2 separate regions of the Homo sapiens genome follow, and region 2 is linked to region 1. A link is a contact called in ENCODE Hi-C data. All regions are on one chromosome and are shown on one strand. Each heading gives the region's core, a stretch centred on a gene start or an enhancer-like site at or near the end of the contact. The rest is flanking DNA. Distances are from core to core; before and after follow the strand shown.

Region 1 (6,248 bases), core at 977-3,476:
TAAAGGGTGTTAAGTAGCTATCATGTTAAAATAATGGGTTATAAAATAGTATTTGCAAGCCTCATGGTCACCTTGAACCAGAAAACATACAATGGATTCACAAAAAAAAACACAAACCATAAAAAGCAAGAAACTAAATTGTATCGCCAGACAAAATTATCTTCAGTAAGGAAAGATAGTAAGAAACAAAGGAAGAGAAGACCAAAATACAGCTAGAAATCAAACACCAAAATGGCAGGACTAAGTCTTTACTTAATTATCAATGAAAACATTGAATGAAAATGGACTAGACTCTCCAATCAAAACACATAGAGTGGCTGAATGGATGAAAAAACAAAAACAATTGATCTGTTGCCTACATGAAACACACTTCACCTATAAAGGCACACATATACCGAAGATAAAGAAATAGAAAAAGATGTTCCATGCTAATAGAAATGAAACAAAACAGGTGTAGCTATATTTATATTGGACAAAATATATTTTGAGACAAAAACTCTAAGCAGAGACAATAAAGTCAATATATAATGAATAAGACATCAACTCAGCAAGAAGATATAACAGTTTTAAATATATGTGCACCAAAGAGTGGAGCACCCAGGTATATAAAGGAAATATTATTAGAACTAAAGAGAGAGATAGGCCCCAATACAATAATAGCTGGAGATTTCTATGTTTCATTTTCAGCATTGGACAGGTCTTCCAGACAATACAAACAAAGAACGTTAATCCCTACTATAGAAGAAATGGATTTAATAGATACTTACAGAATATTTCATCCAATGTGATCATGTTTTCATCTCATAAAATCGTCTATGCTTCTTTCTCGGTTTATGTGACTTGAGGTTATTGAAGGCCGTGCCTTTCAACTTACACATAGCGGTGACATTGTTTTCTCCCACTGGACAGCTCTTCGGAATAGTGTCCGGTCTTCTATGTGAATGTCTGAGTTGCAGCACTTACATGGTCCCTGTTGGTCCTGACCTCTGGCTTTATTCCTGTTTTTTTTTTCTTTGTTTGTTTGTTTGTTTTTGAGATGGAGTCTCTCTCTGTCACCAGGCTGGAGTGCAGTGGCCCGATCTCGGCTCACTGTAGCCTCCGCTCCTCCCAGGTTCATCTCCTGCCTCAGCATCCCGAGTAGCTGGCACTACAGGCACATGCCAGCAGGCCCAGCTAATTTTTGTATTTTTAGTAGAGACGGGGTTTCACCATGTTGGCTAGGATTGTCTCGATCTCTTGACCTCGTGATCCACCTGCCTTGGCCTACCAAAGTGCTGGGATTACAGGTGTGAGCCACCACACCCAGCCTTATTCCTGTTTCCAAGCCCTTCCTAGCAAGATTTCCCAGCAGTGTGAGCAGGGGGTGACAGGAAGAGACTCAGTTTCTGTTTGCAGGCCTGTGACTGTGATGCAGCAGAAATGACAGTGAGGAATGTGCCAGGGGCAGGGAATCACCAGGAAAATGCACAGATGGAAATGATGGAATGAGGATGAGGAGCTGTGCAGCCCAGCTTCCTGGACTTCACTTCCACCTCAGTCTACGTTGTGCTGCTATAACAGACTCCATGATTTATCACAAACAGAAATGTATTTGGCATGCCTGTCATGAAGCCATGTCATTGTGTATCCTGATCAAAGGGTTTGCCTTCTATTTATCTCTGACCAAGACTTACGCTCTGAAAAGTACTGACTGCCCTGTCCATTATTTGAGGCTTCAGCCCCTCCTCTGTGACACGACTTCTCCCATTAAGTCAGGAAGGAGGATAGGAGGAGGGCATGGTCATGTGGGTGCACCCTTTAAATGAGGAAATTGGTCTTTGCTAAATCTGGGTCTCAGCATTTCCAGAAATGAAATGGTTCACCCCCCATTCCTGAACTGAGGGCGAAGAGCATATGAGCTTCCCTCTTCTTTTTCCTGGTTGAGTGGAGGGACCTGTGAGTTTTGGGGTCCAGGTAGAAGGAAGAGAGTCCCCATGAGATCCCTACTCTGCTTTCAGTATAGACCATGACTCCCACTCAGCCCTGCTCAGCTCCGACACAGCCCCTCCCACCCTGCTACTCTCTCAGTTATTCATGCCCCAAATCCCCTCTCTCAGTCCAGAAACCTCCATGCCGTCCATTATCCTCCTCTTTCCCTCACACGCTTTCTCACACCTGTGGAAAGTCCTATGGTTCTACTTTCGTAAGCCAACCACGGATAGAGTGACTCTGATTTCCTGCCAGTTCACCTAGGGCAGGCCATTGTGTGTCTACTCTGAGTGTCTTGCTAACTGCTTCCTCAGTAAGTGTCCTTCCTATCACTTCTGTCTGAAATACTAATGAGATAGTATGCATCAGAATCCAGCAATAAATTACAAAATTATTTTCCTCTGTACCATGGATTTCTTGAAAATCTATTTCTATCTTTAGTGAGATCACAAGTTCAGCCAGAACTATCTAAAAGTGAAAGTGCTGCAGAGCACCTGTCACGTCACCTTTCACGGTTGTGTGTTCTATGCAACCTGACACTGAGTGAATAACCTCAAGATGGATGTGGGGACTGAAGTCCCCAAGTCCCCTCTCTCAGGTCAGAAACCTCCACACCATCCCTGATCCTCCTCTTTCCATCACACACTTTCTCACACCTACGGAAAGTCCTAGGCTCTACTTTCATAAAAAATCAACGATCAAGCAACTCTTATTTCCCACCAGTTCACTTAGGGCAGGCCATTGTGTATCTACTCTGAGTGGCTTGCTAACTGCTCCCTCAATAAACAAGTGTCTTTTCTATCACTTTCATCTGAAATACTGACAAGATAGCATGCATCAGAATTCAGCACAAATTACAAAATCATTTTCCTCTAAACCATGGATTTCTTGAAAATCATAACTAGCAGTGAAAAGGAAACAAAATCCTATTTGTATTTAGGTTGCAAGTTCAGCCAGAGCTATCTGAAAGTGAAAGTACTGCAGAGTATCTGTCAAGTCACATTTCATGGTTGTGTGTCTTTTGCAACCTGACACTGACCAAATAGCCTCAGGATGGAAGTGGGGACTCACTGGGCAGAGAGATCAGGCTTACACAGGTCCTGAAGGCACAAGAAAGCTGCAGGAGGAAGGGTCCAAATGTCCATAGCCCCTACTCCTGCCCCGTTACCTTCTCCCCACAGCCTGCACCTACAGCCTCAGGGGGAGTCTGGCTTATTTCACTTAGCATGTTTTAAAGACTCATTCACGTGATAGCAAGCGTCAAAATGTCATCCACTTTTAAGGCTAATAATCTTCCATCGTACGTATATCTGTAGATGGAAATTGGGGTTGTTTCCATCTCTTGCCTGTTGTGAATCATGCTGCTATGAACATTGCTGTGCAAATATCAGCGTGAGTCTCTTTCTTCAATTCTTTAGGGTGTATACTCAGAAGTGCTGTTGCTGGATCACATGGTGACCTTTTTGAGGAACTGCCATATAGTTTTCCACAGCAGCTGCACCATTTTACACTCCCAACAGCAACATTCAAGGGTTACAGTATCTCTACATCCTCACAACACTTGTGATTTTGCATCTTAAAATAACAGCCATCCTAGGGAGAGTGAAGTGCTATCTCACTATGGCTTTGATTCTGCATTTCCCTAATGACTCTGAAGTTGAGTATATTTTCATGTGCTTATTGGCCACTTTTATATCTGTTCTGGAGACATGTCTGTTGAAGTTATTTGGTCACTGTTAAATCGGGAGAGTATTTGTGCCATTGTTGTTGGATTGTAGAAGGTCTCTATTCTAGATAATAATCTCTTATCAGATATCTGATCTGCAAATTATCTTCCATTCTGTGAGTTGACTGTTTACTTTTTCCAGAATGGCCTTTGATGAAGTTTTCAGTTTTGAGGGAGTCCAGTTTATCTGTTTTTTCCTTTGTTACTTGTGCTTTTGGAGTCATCCCCAAGAAATCATTGCCAAATTTCATGTCATGAAGATATGCGTCTATGTTTTTTTCAAAGAATTTTATCGTTGTAGGTCTTACATGTATTCTGTGATACATTCTGAGTTAATTTTTGTATATGTTATAAGATAAAGGCCCCAACCATATTATTTTGCATGTGTAAGTCCAGTTTTCCCAGCATCATGTGTTGAAAAGACTGTCCTTTCCCAGTGAGATGGTCTTGGCCTACTGTGGACTCTCACATGAATGTGTATGTGAGTGTTTATTTCTGGGCTCCCTATTATATTCCATTGGTATATGTGCCTCTCCTTAAGCAAGCACCACACTGTTATAATAGCTTTGTAAAGGGGTCAAGTGTTGGACACAATAAAATAGGCACTTCTAGGCCAGGCGTGGTGGCTCACGTCTATAATCCCAGCACTTTGGGAGGCCGAGGTGGGCGGATCACCTGAGGTCGGGAGTTCAAGACCAGCCTGGCCAACATGGAGAAACCCTGTCTCTACTAAAAATACAAAATTAGCCAGGTGTGGTGGTGCATGCCTGTAATCCCAGCTACTTAGGAGGCTGAGGCAGGAGAGTTGCTTGAATCCGGGAGGTGGAGGTTGCGGTTAGGTGAGATCGCACCATTGCACTCCAGCCTGGGCAACAAGACCAAAACTCCATCTGAAAATAAATAAATAAATAAAGGCACTTCCAAAGTCATTTCTGGAGGTTACATATCTTGGGTTTGACTTTTTTTTTCTCCAGGACCTACATGGGCACTATTTCTTATCACTGTGCCTGTATCTTGAGAGGTAGAGGGACCCATGCACTGGTCAGCTGTGCTGGTAAAGAGGCCACCATGAGATAGAAGACACTCCTCAGTGCCCAGGAAACACTTCTTGGTCTACTTCTTCCCATGGCACAATGCCATCTCACAGCCACCACCCTATACTCGTCTTTCTGCTGTCACCAACACAGAGGCAGCCAGTGAAGCCTGGATTCTGTTCTCAGTTCCTCCTGGTTCACTTGCCTCAGCATATTCAGGCACTGGGCTGGAGGTAAGCCCCTGGTAGGGTCTGGGTCAACTTGTAGAATTTCTCCCTATACCAGTGATTTCTGTCCTCCAGGCCTGCAACAGTGCTTCACCACCATCTAAGTCCATATTGTGCTGCTATAACAAACTGGATGATTTATAACAAACAAACATTTATTTGGCTTACAATTCTGGAGGCTGGAAAATCCATGAGCACAGAGCTGGGATCTGGCCAGGGCCTTTGTGCCACATCATCCCATGGCAGAAGGAGAAAGGGCAAGAAGGAAGGAGGATTAATGGGTCAGATAAATCTCTGATTTGGGTTTGACCCAAATCAGAGGATTTTGGGTCAGAGTCTCTGAAGTCAACTACATGCTATAGATGGACGTTGTTCCTAATGTCATGTCAGACATTCCAGGGACCTTGTCACTCACTCCTTGTGCCACAGGAAGCTTTATTCTCTTTGATTTCTTGATGCCTCCCATGAAACCCCTCAGGCCCTCTTGGTGATGACCACTTTTGCTTTTTCCCCTTCAAGCAAAAGCCAAAATCCTGTGAAGTTTGGTGAAGTTTTAATGAGCAAGTGTAGGGGAAGGAGTAAGGAGGGATCATGCTGTCAGCAGGCTCTGGGAACCGCATGGTCACGTAGAAAGAGAGATTCCTCGACAGTGGGGAGTGTGGTCATCACCTCAATCTCAGACACACATTGAGGTCAGGGGGATACCTCTCCACACTTGCACCATCTTCACAGACCCTGGCAGGAGTCGATGGGCAAAGCTGTAGCAGTGTTGGCCACTTACCATTACCTGCAAGAGGAAAAGTGCATCAGAAAGACAGTATTTCACCAAACAAGCTTTCAGCCTCCTCTCTACTCTGCCCTAGTACCTACAACACCCACCCAGAAAACTCCTAATTATACATCAAAACCCGGCAGACTCACTTCTGTTTACAGACTACATTTTGTGGCTATCTGAGACAGTTGCTCACTGCATTTTCAATGTTTCCTCTCATTCTTCCAGTGAGGCTCTACCCCTCTATGTCACGTGGTCCCTGTTTGCTGGATCTCCCCTCTAGCCTGGAAGATCCCCATGGCCAGGGATTGTGTCTCTTGACCTTGAATTCCTGCATCTTGCACAGGGCCTGCCACGAGGTTAGTGCTTGACAATGTTTATTGAATGGGTACTTTTAAGTTCCACCAACTGTGACTCCCATTCACTGCTGATGGCCCAGTTTCTCTTTGGAGTAGCCCAGATCTGGGCTGGAGGTGGCCAAGAATGAAACCCAAGTGTTCTTAGAGAGGAGGAACAGGACA
Region 2 (6,248 bases), core at 1,493-3,992, 150 kb before region 1:
TCATCCATCCCAGTGTAGAAATTCACCTCCAGCTGTGGGTCCTTGCTGAGGTCAAAGCACACAGCATGTTGGGCAGGTCCCCCCATTGTGCAGACACACACTCGCCACACACACAAATCCCTTCCCCCCTTTACCCAGGGCAAAAAGTCTCCCCGATGATACTGCAGTCCTGGTCCCTGTGGGGACGCTTTAGCTCCTCATGCCCCCAGGCAGGGAGATGCTGTGTTCCTCATCCCCAGACAAAAACTGAGCGCCAGTCAGTGACATGGGCCTATGACTTGTTCATTTCCTGAAAATTCTATGCCCTTTAATAAAGAGCCACAACCCAAACCCACTGAGTGTTCTCCTCCCCTAGGTTCCGTGGCTGGCCTGCATGCAGTTTCTACAGGTCTCATGTCTGTTGCTGGAAGGTCTCCAGGGCCTGCACTTGCATGAGGCCTTCATTATGCCAACTAGAGTTTTCCACATCACTCACACATAAGGTTAAACCCTTAGCAAATATTCTCCCTTCTCTCCTCCACCCCCTCCATTGGACCATGGAGTACTCACACAAAAGTGAGGATCGGTGTCCCTGTGATTATCACGCACGAACCAACAGGCAAGGAAACAGGCAGTGTGTATGGTACCTGCCAGGGTATGGAGAGTGAGTGAGAGCTAAAGGGTAAGGTGTAACCTCCCCTATGTAACAGATTCCCATGGTGCAGGAGGTTAGAGATCAAAGGTCAGACTCTGAGGCCTCTCCCCTTTCACCCTACCACAGTCAGGGCCCCATATTCCTGAAGATATGGTGGATCCATAGGTAAGAGCAATTGTTCAAGAGCCCGGATGCCTGGATTCCAGTCCTCATTTTGCCTTATACTAGCAGTGCAATCTTAGATCTATTACTTAACCTCTCCCTGCCTCAGTTTCCCCAGGACAAGGAGGACTATCAGGAATTCCTACTTTGTAGGGTGTTCTCAGTAATAGAGGAGTTAATATAGGTAAAACTTTTACCCTAATCCCTGGCATGTATAGGGTCAATTAGGGGTGACCTAACAGAACAGGGGAGTCCTCCTGAAACACTGACCTGCCTTATTTTCAACTCAGAAAATGAAAACAAGACTTGAGGGTGAAAGAATTTAAAAATTCACTCCAGTGAGAAACAACACTTGTTGAAAGAGAAAGGGAAATGACGAAAGAACAGGAAACCCCTGTGTGTGGGATGTACACGCACCACAATCATCAAGGGCAATGGACGTCCTTCCCAGAAGCGGCACACATTACTGACAGCACAGCCCCAGTACTTGCACAAATGAAGCCTGTGGGTCAGGGACATAACTGGAGGGAATGATTGATTTCTACGACGACTGCAAGTGGTTGATGATTTTTCTGTATTTTTGAGATAGGGTCTTGCTCTGTCACCCAGGCTGATATGCAGTGGTGCAATCACAGCTCACTGAAACATCGAACTCCTGGACTGCAGTGATCCTCACACATCTGCCCCCTCTTGTGTAGCTGGGGTGAAAGGTGTCTGCCACTCTGCCAGTCAGATATTTAAAGATTTTTAAAGAAAGCATATCACTATGATGCCTAGACCGGTCTCAAATTTCTGGCCTCAAGTTACCCTCCCATCTTTGCCTCCCAAATTGGTGGGATTATAGTCATGAACCAGTGAACCCAGCTGCTTTGTTGAGTAATGTCCACAGTAAGCACTGTCTGAATTCAGACAGCTTGTTCTTTCATGAGTGGAGGAACAAGTTTAGTCTCAGTTCAGACAGAGCTTACAGTGGATATTTTGTTTGATTCCGTCTCTTTAACCACGGCCTCTAATATTCTTCCCTGGCAAATCAGTATCTTCACACTCGCCTGTTCCACAATGGGAAGAACAGGCTGGGCTAGCGACAGGGAAGCTGAGCCTGGGAGGCAAAAGCCAGTGATCACTCTGTGCAGTCCCCACCTGAGGAACCATCTCTCCCATAATCTGCGTTCCTTTTCCTCACTCTTACTGGGAAGAGATATCTACTGATGATATATTTCGCTCTCATAAGTGATCTGAAACGAGTCCTTGGTAACTCACAATCCCCAAGATCCCCACCAGTTAAGCCACTTGGGATCCACATTGCCACACATGAAAAGACACACAGGTGCTTCATCAGAGGTGCTGCTGTGTGGGGAGGAACCTTCACATGCACAGAAGGCCACGTGCATGTTTTCCCTTCAATACCCAGTCACATCCCAGCACACACACCCATAGTCACACAGAGCCATGCCACTCACTGAGTTACACACACCTGCTCACTGTGCACATAAAGATGACCATGCACTGGTCTGGCTGTGCCCACACACACTCACATCACAGACAGGAAGACAAAGCACACTCACCCCCTTACACTCACTCACACACTTGCCGGTCCTGGTGGGTCATCCACCTCCCACCTAAAGTCACTTAATCTCAGCAGAGTTCACTCTCATCAGACACCACCACACCCTCACAGAGGGTTACACTGGTCCAGGGTCCACAGCCTACACCCACAATCATCTCAGATACCACAGCCTCAGGGTTTCTCTTCTACACACCCACAACTCTCGGTAATGCATTCACAGTAGGAATGCTCATATTTTCAACTCAGAAAACCTCCCCTGTTTCTTTCTTGGTTTATGTGACTTGAGATTATTGAAGGCTGTGACTTTTCAACTCACGGGTAGTGATGACATTGTTCTCTCCTTCTGGGCAGCTCTTCGGAATTGTGTCCAGTCTTCTGTGTGAATCTCTGAGTGGGATCATTTAAATGCTGCAACTCAGAGATGCCCTTTGGCTTCATGCCAGATTCCAAGCCCCTCCCAGCAAGCTTTCCGTGCAGCAGGAGAAAGACTCAGGTGTCAGAAAGAAACTCTGTCACAACCATAGATGTTTGCAGGTCTGTGTCTGTAATGCAGCAGAAATGACAGTGGGGGAGGTACCAGGCTGTGGATTGGGTTACCAGGGAAATGCATAGATAAGGATGATGGAGTGAGGGGTAGGGATTGTAAAGCCCAGCCTTTGTGCCTCTCAAGCTTTTTCTCCAGTATGCAGAATCTAGCCAGAAGGTGTACATTTCCTCAATTTGTACAATGACTAAAAATAAAAAATTGGGAATTTTGGAAAAAGACGTTAGACCTAGAAGGTAATTCTTCTCTTTGCCTTTAAAGGTTCTGGGAGGGCCTTTAAGGGTCAGATCCTTTTGACCTTGATCCTCAGGAGGATCTGGGAAGAGAAGTAGAGATAGTTCTTGCATGAACCTGCCTCACACTAGGCCCCTTGGATCTGCCAGGTGAGGGTCACTCTCATCTGTCTGTCACATACCTGGGCTCTAGCTGCATTCTCTGCTTTGTCTTGGAGTCCATGTAAAACAAAGTTTCAGAGATATTGTTTCTCCTGCAGATTCTGGGAGAAAGATGAGATTTTTTTTCTTTTTTCTTTTTTTTTACTTTTATTATAGGTTCAGGGGTACATATGCAGATAAAGTCATGTCATGAGGTTTGTGGTACATATGATTTCTTCACCTGGGTACTAAGCGTAGTACCCAATAGTTATTTTCTCTGCTCCTATCTCACCTTTCACCCTCCAACCTCAAGTAGGCTTCTGTGTGTGTTGTTCCCCTATTGGTGTCCATGAGTCTCATCATTTAGTTCACAATTATAAGTGAGAACATGCAGTATTTGGTTTTCTGTTCCTGCATTAGTTTGCTAAAAATAATGGCCTCCAGCTCCATCCATGTTCCTGCAAAAGACATGAACTCATTCTTTTTTAGGGCTTCATAGTATTCCATTGTGTATATGTATCACATTATCTGTATCCAATCTGTCCTTGATGGCATTTGGGTTCATTCTGTGTCTTTGCTATTGTGCACAGTGTTGCAATGAACATTCATATGCATATGTCTTTAAGGCAGAATAATTTCTATTCTTCTGTGTATACAGTAGTGTATACACCATTCCCAGTAATGGGATTGCGGGGTTTAATGGTAGTTCTGTTATAAGCTCTTTGAGGAATCACCACACTGCTTTCCACAATGGGTGAGCTAATTTACACCACCGCCAATAATCTGTAAGTGCTCCTTTTTCTCCACACCCTTGCCAGCATCTGTCCTTTTTTGACTTTTTAAGAAGAGCCATTCTGACTGGTGTGAGATGGTATCTCATTGTAGTTTTGATTTGCATTTCTCTAATGTTCAGTGATATTGAGCTTTTATTATATACTTGTTGGCCACCTGTATGTGTACTTTTGAGAAGCGTCCCCTGTCTCTACTAAAAATACAAAATATTAGCCGGGCCGGTGGCGGGCGCCTATAGTCCCAGCTACTCAGGAGGCTGAGGCAGGAGAATGGCATGAATGCGGGAGGGAGAGCTTGCAGTGAGCCAAGATCATGCCACTGCATTCCAGCCTGGGGGACAGAGTGAGACTTCATCTCAAAAAAAAAAGAAAAGAAAAGAAAAGAAAAGTATCTGTTCTCTGTTCTTGTCTTTTCTCGCCTTTTGTTGTTGTTTTAAGACAGGTCTCACTCTGACATTCAGGCTGGAGTGGTGTGGCTCCATCTTGGCTCACTGCAACCTCTGGCTCCTGGGCTCAGGTGATCCTCCCAGCTCAGTATCCTGAGTAGCTGGTACTGCATACCAGCTGTGCAGACCTCACCTAAGGGACCAGTACCCCCGTAGTCTGTATTCCTCTTCCCCACACTTATTGGAAAGAGACACCTACAGATCATACATTCTGCCTTTAAATTGTTCTTTTTGCCTTTAAAGATTCTGGGACAGCACTGCCCTTGATCCTCAGGATGATCCGGGGGGGAGGTAGAGAACGTCCTTGCATGAACCTGCCCCATGCTAAGCCCTTTGGCTCTACCAGGTGAGGGCTGCTCTCATCTGTCTGTCCCACACCTGGACTCTAGCAATACTCTCTCCTTTCTCTTGATGTCCATGTGAATCAAAGTTTCAGAGACACTGTTTCTCCTGCAGATTCCAGAAGAAAGGTGACATTGGTTTTTTTCTTTGTTTTTTAAACGTTTATTTTATGTTCAGGGGTACATATGCAGGGAAACTCGTGTCATGGGGTTTGCGGTAAAGATTATTTCACATCCAGGTACTAAGCCTAGTACCCAATAGTTATTTTTTCTGCTCCTGTCTCACCTTTTACCCTCCACCCTTAAGTAGGTCTCAGTGTGTGTTGTTTCCCTCTTGGTATCCATGGGCCTCATCATTTAGCTCACACTTCTAAGTGAGAACATGCAGTATTTTGTTTTTCATTTCCACATTGGTTCACTAAGGTTAATGACCTCCAACTCCATCCATGTTCCTGCAAAAGTCATAATCTCATTCTTTTTTGAGGCTGCATAGTATTCTATGGTGTATATGTACCACATTTTCTCTATCCAGTCTGTCCTTTATGAGCTATTAGGTTGAGTCCATGTTTTTGCTATTGTGCATACTGTTGTAATAAACATTCATGTGCACGTTTTTATGGTAGAATGATTTATATTCTTCTGGGTATATACTCAGTGATGGGATAGCTGGGTTGAATGGTAGTTCTATTTTAGCCATTCGAGGAACCATCACATTTCTTTCCACAATGATTAAACTAATTTACACTGCCACCAAAAATGTGTAAGTGTTCCCTTTTCTTCACAAACTTGCCAGTTTCTGTTATTTTTTGACTTTTGAATACTAGCCATTCTGACTGGTGAGAGATGGTATCCCATGGTGGTTTTGATTTGCATTTTTCTAACGTTCAGGGCTGTTGAGCTTCTTTTCATATGCTCGTTGGCCACATGTATGTCTTCTTTTAAGAAGTATCTGTTCCTGTTCTTTGTCTACTTTTTTTGAGACAGCCTGGTCTGACACCCAGGCTGAAGTGCAGTGGTGAAATCTCGTCTCACTGCAACCTCTGCCTGGGCTCAGGCGATCCTCCCAGCTCACCTTCCTGAGTCCCTGAGATTACAGGTGCCTGAGACAAGACTCAGCTAATTTTTCTATTTTTCATAGAGATAGGGTTTTGCCGTGTTGCCAAAGCTGGTCTTGAACTTCTGGACTCAAGCAATCCACCTACCTTAGCCACCCAAAGTGCTGGAATTACAAGCGTGAGCCACTGCACCCAGCCCTTTGCCCACTTTTTTATGGGGTTGTTTGTTCTTTTCTTGTAAAGTTGTTAAAGTTCCTTATAGAAGCTAGATATTAGACAATTTTCAGATACATAATTTGCAAATATTTTCTCCTATTCTGTAGGTTGTCAGTTG

Evidence for each region. A loop is a pair of places that touch in the nucleus more often than their neighbours do. Pooled maps may share reads with other maps.
Region 2: a pooled map shows a loop between it and region 1 (3-fold over the local background). The contact joins the promoter of LGALS14 here to the enhancer-like site in region 1. A Hi-C loop is called at or near these places in 1 of 168 maps with a recorded cell type or tissue (mesothelial cell of epicardium) and 6 of 50 pooled maps.

The regions. Positions count from the first base shown.
Region 1 is chr19:39,554,734-39,560,981 of GRCh38, reverse strand. LOC105372399 (a long non-coding RNA gene) reads right to left here. Exons shown (of 3, transcript XR_935966.3): 3 at 5,298-5,742. Among named protein-coding and RNA genes, the nearest start is that of EID2, 18 kb to the right of the region's middle. RefSeq lists an enhancer at 2,307-2,416 and a silencer at 4,946-5,005. Within about 2 kb of position 2,226, at least 6 of the 41 ENCODE cell types and tissues checked have a DNase peak (open chromatin) inside an H3K27ac peak, as active enhancers do.
Region 2 is chr19:39,700,975-39,707,222 of GRCh38, reverse strand. It overlaps LGALS14 (galectin 14), which reads right to left and starts at 2,742. Exons shown (of 4, transcript NM_020129.3): 1 at 2,680-2,742; 2 at 550-626; 3 at 1-45. The coding sequence starts at 2,694. RefSeq lists enhancers at 2,596-2,685, 2,706-2,835.